2 separate regions of the Homo sapiens genome follow, and region 2 is linked to region 1. The links are chromatin contacts, found by Hi-C or POLR2A ChIA-PET in ENCODE. All regions are on one chromosome and are shown on one strand. Each heading gives the region's core, a stretch centred on a gene start or an enhancer-like site at or near the end of the contact. The rest is flanking DNA. Distances are from core to core; before and after follow the strand shown. Region 1 has its middle 17 kb from the start of LINC02156. Region 2 overlaps PCED1B (PC-esterase domain containing 1B).

Region 1 (3,768 bases), core at 888-3,387:
TGTCTATTGAGATGATCATACGGCTTTTGTTTTTAATTCTGTTTATATGGTGAATCACATTTATTGATTTGCACAGCTGAACCAACCTTGCATCCCACGAATGAAGCCTACTTGATCATTGTGAATTAGTTTTTTGATGTGCTGTTAGATTTGGTTTTGTTGGATTTGGTTAAAGTTATTTTTGTCTATGTTCATCAGGGACATTGGCCTGTAGTTTTCTTTTTTTCATTGTGTCTTTGCCAGGTTTTGGTATCAGGGTGATGACGGCTTCACAGAATGAGTTAGGGAGGCATCCTCCTCCTTGTTTTCTTGGAATAGTTTCAGTAGAATTGGTACCACCTCTTCTTTGTACATCTGGCAGAATTCACCCAACTGTGAATCCATCTGGTCTGGGGCTTTTTTTGTGACTGATTCAATTTTGGAACTTCACATTGATCTGTCCAGTGTTTCAACTTCTTCCTGATTCAATCTTGGGGCCTTGTGTGTTTCCAGAAATTAATCCATTTCCTCTAAATTTTCTAGTTTGTGTGCACAGAGGTGTTCATAATAGTCTCTGAGAGTCTTTTGTATTTCTCTGCGAAATACAATTTCTTGTCTTTTAGAATGCTGAAAATAGGCCACCAGCCTATCTTGGTTGGTAAGGTTTATACTGAGAAGTCTGCTGTTAGCATGATAGGGTTCCCTTTGTATGTGATCTGATCTCTGTCTTTAGCTGCCTTTAACATTTTTTTTTCTTTAATATTGACCTTGGACAGTGTAGTGACTTAATTTCTTTGTTATGTTCATTTTGAATAGTTTGTCACAGATGTTCTCTGGATTTCTTATATCCAGATGTCTACCTCTCTAGCAAGATTAGGAAAATTTTCTTGAATTATTTCCTCAAATATGTTTTCCAGGTTGTTTACTTTTTCTCTTGTCTCTCAGGAATGCCAACAATGCATAGGTTTGGTCACTTGACATAATTCTATATTTCTCAAAGACTATCTTTAAAAAATTCTTTTTAACAAAATTTTTGTGTAAGTGGGTTAGTTCAAAAGACCAGTCTTCAAACTCTGAAATTCTTTCTTCTGCTTGGTGCAGTCTATTGATAAAACTTTCAGTTGTATTTTGAAATTCCCTAAGTGAGTTTTTCAATTCCAGAAGCTCTGACTGATTTATTTTTAGGATGTTTTATCTCTTCTTTCATTTCCCAGATTACTTTAGAAGTTTCCTTGTGCTGATTTTTTTTTTTTTTTTTTTAGATGGAGTCTTTCTTTGTCACCCAGGCTGGAGTACAGTGGTGTGATCTTGGCTCACTGGTACCTCCGCTTCCCAGCTCAAGTGATTCTCCTGCCACAGCCTCCCAAGTAGCTGGGACTACACACGTGCGCCACCACACCCAGCTAATTTTTTGTATTTTTAGTAGAAACAGGGTTTCACCATGTTGGCCAGACTGGTCTTGAACTCCTGACCTCAAGTGATCCTGCTGCCTTGGCCTCTCAAAGTCTTGGGATTACAGGCATGAGCCACTGCACCTGGCCTGTGTTGATTTTCAACCTTGTCTTGGATCTTATTGAGCTTCCTTGCAATTCATGCTTTGAATTCTTTATCTGTAATTTCTGGGTTTCCATCTGGGTTAGGGACCATTGCTGGAGAGCTACTGTGATCTTTTGATGTTGTCACATTCAGATTTTTCATGGTTCCAGAATTCTTGCTCTGATTCCTTCTCATCTGGAAGTGCTGGCACTTCTAATTTTTGTAATTATTTTTGTGTGGGTAGGATTTTTGTTTTTATTTCTTTCCCTATAAAATTATTGCCTTTTCTTCTTTTTCTTTCCCTTCCCCTCTTCCTACACTCTCTAGATATTACACGGGGCTGTGCAGTTAAACAGACAAGCCAGTAGATGTCACTTATGTGTAAGAGCTGGTTGTGGCCAACATGGCTGGGTATATACCCGATCCTTGTTTACTGAGAGGAGCTCTTTGTTGCCTCAGGCAATGGGCTCATTTATGGAATGCACAGTGGTCTGAGCTCTCTTCTCAGCTCCAGGGAATGGAGGGGTGGGGCAAGATGGGTGGAGCCGAACTTGGAAGGCCCAGTTACACGTCCCCTGATGGCAAGCATAAGCACCAGTGCCAAAGGAGAATCCAGTGGGCTGCCACCAAGTTTCTAGAGGTGTGCCTAGGCATGGAGCTAGGAAACCTCCTCAGCCCCAAGTTCTCTGGATGGGGATGGGTGTCAGCCTAAACTCCTAATCCAGGAGAGTGGTGCTCCAGGGTCCTGAAGATCTCCCTGGCCATGAAGCAGAGAAAAAGTCCCCTGCACCAAGATCTCTGTACAGGAGGGGTGGGGTGACTTCAGCTGCTGAACCAAGCAAGAAGGTGATTTGAATGTCTGGAGATCTGCTTGCAGTGGAGGGGGCCCTACTGTACCACAGTCTATGCACAGGAAGGGTGGGGGTGGCTCAGGCTGCTGAACCAAGAGAGCAGGTGCTCCAAATGCCTGAAGATATGCCTAGGGGTGAAGCAGGGAGAGCCACCTGCACCAGGATCTCTGCACAGGAAGAAAGGGCCAATTAGACTTCTAGTCCATGCTAACAGGTGCTCCAAATGCCTGCAGAGTTGCCTACATGTGGAGCAGAGAGGGCCCTATGAAACTTGGTTTCATTTTGTCATTGGCAGCTGCTATGGTTTGGGTAGGATTTGTTTGTTCCCAGCAAAACTCATGTTGAAATTTGGTCCTTGTCTTGCGGGGTTGGGAAGTAAGCCTGTGGGAAGTACTTGGTCATGGAGGCAGAGCCCTCATGCATGGCTTGGTACCCTTTTGTTAGTTAGTAAATTCTTTGTCTGGCCAGACTAGGTTCATTGCTGAGAATGGATTTCTTCCCTTGAGAATAGGTTGTGGTAAAGCCAAGATGCCATTGGGCTCTGACTTTTCATAATTCCCCTTTGACCTTCTCTACCATGTTTGGACCTACCATGTGGCTCTCACCAGAGCAGATGCTAATGCTATGCTTCTTGTACTTCCCAGCCTGCAGAACCATGAGCTAAATGAACCCCTTTTCTTTGTAAATTACTGGGTCTCAGATATCCTGTTACAGCAACACAAAACAGACTAAGTGAGCAGCACAGCCACCCTTTGTGATTCAGGGGGCAGATTCTCACCTTCAGCAAATCAGTTTGGGGATGCCTGCAGGAGCTGTCAACAAGGAAGACAAAGAATGTCAACAAGGAAGACAAGGAAGACAAAGACAAAGATATCTCGGGTTCCATCCTTTCCATTTTAGCTAGAAAAAAAAAGAGAGAAGAAGATGTATGGTGAGATACAGTTGCCCCATATGGGTCTTTTAAGAAAGAAGGGAAGTCTGATTCAGTGAAAGTCCCACAGTAATTCTGAAAGGCTAGGCCAAGTGCTGGCTTCTGTCACAAGTGTCCTGACAGCTACCCCAGTCTCTACCCAAGTTTTGGTAACATTTTTCATATTTCAGATGTTTTTACAAATCCCCATTACTCAACAGTGATTGATTCCTAGTTTTATTTTAGTTGAATTAAAAACGAGTCATTGGGCTGGGAGCAGTGGCTCATGCCTGTAATCCCAGCACTTTGGGAGGCCGAGACAGGTGAATCATCTGAGGTCAGGAGTTTGAGACCAGCCTGGCCAATGTGGTGAAACCCCATCTCTACTAAAAAAACAATTAGCCAGGCATGGTGGCAGGCAGCTGCAATCCCAGCTACTCAAGAGACTGAGGCAGGAGAATTGCTTGAACCCGGGAGGCAGAGGTTGCAGTG
Region 2 (3,768 bases), core at 325-2,824, 230 kb after region 1:
CGTTCTCTGTGCTGCTATTTATGACACTCACTTCATTGTAGGGTTGCTTTTCCTCATTGTCATAATATGGCTACCAGCACAACTGGGTACACGTGTGTCCTTGTCCATGTGCAGGATTCAAAGACAACTGGCTCTTTCCCCTGACAACTCTGGTGAAACACACCTCACATTTCTTTAGCCCAATCACAGGTAGGTGACACAGTTGGCTTTGAGTGATCATCTGAGGAAAGACTGTTGGAGAGACAGCCACAATGCCCTTTTCAGTTCCCACTTCATTTTCCTAGTTGGTCAGCAGGGAAATCCAGCACTGACCCCTAGGAATGCCCAACAGATATGGAATTTGTCACCACAAAGGGTACCAAGATATGCTACACCCCCCAAAATATGCCTTTTTGTTACGTTGAATATTTTAGCTAAAGGCCATCGAGACCAACAGACACAGAAAAAGCTCTAAAAATAGGGCACAAATTTTCCTTTAATAAAGAAAATTTAGAACATTTCCATCTTTAAAGATATCTCCTTTTCCCTTATGGAGAAGAGGACTCAATAACTCTTATCAATGGAGAAAGCACTAAACAATCCTTGTTTACCATACTTTTCTTGGTCACCTTCCTGTAACTTGCCTCCTGACCTAGAAGTCCCAAATCCCTTTTCCTTTATTTTGCTAAAAATGGAATACCGTAAAAGCCTTAACCATCTGGCTGCCTCCTTGAGGAACATTTTTCTTTATAAACTCTGGTGTTACGTATGTAGCTATGTACATAATTAAAACTGTTTTTTTCTCTTGTTAATCTGTCTGTTATTTGTTTGATTCATGGACTCCAAGCCAATGAACCTAAGAGGGGTAAATAAAAAAAATATTTTTTTCTACTCTGATAACCAATAGAAAAATTAATGCTTTGACACAGGAGATGCTTTTATTATTATTATTATTTTTACCACACCTCATCTTGATTAGTTACTTGTTTGTAGAAAGACTTCCCTCTTTGATTCTTTTGTTTTACAGCAGGAATGATTGAGATGAGCAGAGCATCATTTCAAATTCTCTCATAAGACTGGATTGTAAATCACTTACTGTCAAGACGGTGGCCAGTTGCCATTCAACTATAATTAATTCATACACTATTGCTATTGACATGTTTCTCAGGTGAGTGAAAAGTTTCTATGCCTCTGTATTTTAATTGGTTTAGCTCAAGTTTTTGGCTAAATGTGTTAAAGAAAAACAAAGCCAGTTAAAGCTAGTTAAAGATTATAAAGACAAACCAGTATGGAACTGAGCTCAACTCCAATCCATATAGAGGCTACTGGGCATTTTAAAGGGAGAATGAGGGAGTGAAGAGAGAGAAACTGCCCGGCTCAACCAAAGTCATGGAAGTGAAAAATTACAATTATTGGGTAAAAGGGTTTGGCCAATGTGATTAGACCGTCTGGGTTTGTTAACTAGTGCTTATCAAAGTTAAGCTCTTACCCTCCCACAGAGCCTGGGAGACAGGGGCCAAGTCTTCAGATGTTGGCTAGAACAAACAGTAAATTTTTCAACAACCTTGAGATTTCCCAGACAGGAACTTGAGGAGGGCTGGGTTGACCCCGGGTCAGGGCTTGAGCTATGCTAGCGTTTAATCAAGTCTCGTGGTGGGGGAGTGGGCATGACAAAATCATTTGTGATGAGAGGAAAGAACAGTTCTCAGATGTAGCCTAAAGAAATCACACTACAGTAATGATTTTAATATTATAGCTGTTGACATATGATTCTGCTTGGTCACTAAATTTATAATTTCACCTACTAATATAAAGTCAAATTAATACTGTGTATTGAACTTTTAATTGAATAGAGGACTAATGTGCACATTATGCCTCTGTCATCCCTGAATACATTCTTATGTAACAGAATAACAAAACCGGCTCCAAAGACAGCCTTAAATCCACTATTTGGAAAAACTTTTTTAAATGGAAGAACAAGATTTTGTGTCAAATAGTCAACATTTGTCCATTAGCTTTAAGTGATCGTAGAAAATCATGGAGTTAGTAATAAAAGCCTATATAGACATTTGAACAAGTAAATTAAATACAGAATAGAACTTTTTAGCCTTGTGAATTCTTTCATTGTAGAAACATTATTAAAACAACTGACAATAAATAATATATGTTCTCTCTGGAGTTGTTAAAATAATATGTGCCAAATTAGCTCTCAGAATCTTTCCCCATGCACATTCACTCTTTAGGAACATATAAGTGAAAATGTAAAAATTTTTATAAAGCTGACAAAAATGAAAAGCAATTCTAGTAAAACTGCCCATCATTCATTCATTATTGGCTGTAAAATAGTGGTGTCTTTGCAACCACAGGCAGTACTATGTGGAATAATTTGCTATAGGGAAATGGAGTAAATGTTTTGCTAACTCAGATATGCCTCTGGTGGGTTTGTTCTATACTGCATGCTGAAAGTCCAAAAGGAGAAAAATGTTGTCTTATTACAAACCACAGTTTGGACTTAGAAGATGACAGTAGAAAATTGAGCAAAATAATCCCAGTTGGGAATTTGCAAACCCTAGCTCAAAGGAGCCCCTCCAGGGTAAAACTCTCAAGCAGTACCTGGGCAGGCCAACATTGGTCTCCTAAGGCCCAGCTTGACCAGCTACCAGAGGAAGCCAGAGGAAGCCTAGGAGATCAGAATGGTTTCAGGGGACAGTTCCAACTATTCCCCATAGGCACACTGCCCAGGGTTTCCTCAGGACCTGCTCACTACATCCTGGCTATTTCAGCCAATTCATTGTGACTCAACTAGCCACATAAACAGCTTGGGCTGCTGCTTCAAAGGATACAAGCCATAAGCCTTGGCAGCATCGAGGTCCACATGGCATTAATTCTGCAGGCATGCAAAATGCCGGAGTGATGGAGGTGTGGAGGCTTCCACCTAGATTTCAGAGGATGTAATGGAAAGCCTGGGAGCCCAGGCAGAAACCTGCCACAAGGGTGGAGCCACCAGAGGAGCTCCCACAGGGGCAATGCCTAGTGGATCTGTGGGAACATGGCCACTGTCAAGACCACAGAATTGTACAGCTACTGGCAGTGTGAAACACTTACCTGGGAAAGCTACAGGCACCAGACTCCAAGCCATGCAGCAAGGCCATTGAGGTGGGGCTTTCTGAGGCCTTGGGGACCCAGTCCCCATACCAGTGTGTCCAGGAGGCAGCACATGGAGTGAAAGATTATTTTGGAGCACTAAGATTTAATTGTCTGCCCTGCTGGTTTTAGATTTGTATAGGGCCTGTTCTTCCCTTCTCTTGGCCTATTTTTCCCTTTTGGAGTGGGAATGTTTACCCAATGTCTGTCTCACCATTGTATCTTGAAAGTAAATAAGTTTTAAAAAAAAATTTCACAGGCTCTCAGATGAGACTTTGGACTTTTGATTTGGTGATGGAGCACATTAAGACTTTTGAAACTATTGGGAACAAGTGTTTCTATTTTGTATGTGAGAAGAACATGACTTTTGGGGCATGGGACAAAATGCTATGGTTTAGATGTGGTTTATTACTCTCAAAACTCTTGTTGAAATTTGATCCCCAGTTTGGCATTGTAGGGGGGTGAGGCCTAGTGGGAGGTGCTTGGGTCACAAGGATTAATCCCTCATAAGTAGATTAATTCCCTTCCATAGGAGTGGGTGAGTTGTTGCTCTCACAGAATGGAATTATTTACCAGAAAGCATGTTGTTACAGTAGAGGGTTTTGCTTCCTAGACTCTCTTGTTTCCTCCCTCATCATGTGATCT

The links. Hi-C counts contacts between places; a loop is a spot of excess contacts on that map. ChIA-PET counts read pairs that join two places held with the same protein, here RNA polymerase II (POLR2A). Pooled maps may share reads with other maps.
Region 2: a map of B cell shows a loop between it and region 1 (15-fold over the local background). The contact joins two enhancer-like sites. A Hi-C loop is called at or near these places in 1 of 168 maps with a recorded cell type or tissue (B cell) and 4 of 50 pooled maps. POLR2A ChIA-PET finds 5 or more read pairs at or near these places in 2 of 52 experiments (OCI-LY7 and activated CD4-positive, alpha-beta T cell).

What each region holds. Positions count from the first base shown.
Region 1 is chr12:47,395,985-47,399,752 of GRCh38, reverse strand. No RefSeq gene overlaps it. Among named protein-coding and RNA genes, the nearest start is that of LINC02156, 17 kb to the left of the region's middle. RefSeq lists a silencer at 1,916-1,965. Within about 2 kb of position 2,137, at least 2 of the 41 ENCODE cell types and tissues checked have a DNase peak (open chromatin) inside an H3K27ac peak, as active enhancers do.
Region 2 is chr12:47,163,882-47,167,649 of GRCh38, reverse strand. All of the region lies in intron 2 of PCED1B (PC-esterase domain containing 1B), which reads right to left. Among named protein-coding and RNA genes, the nearest start is that of MIR4698, 22 kb to the left of the region's middle. Within about 2 kb of position 1,574, at least 2 of the 41 ENCODE cell types and tissues checked have a DNase peak (open chromatin) inside an H3K27ac peak, as active enhancers do.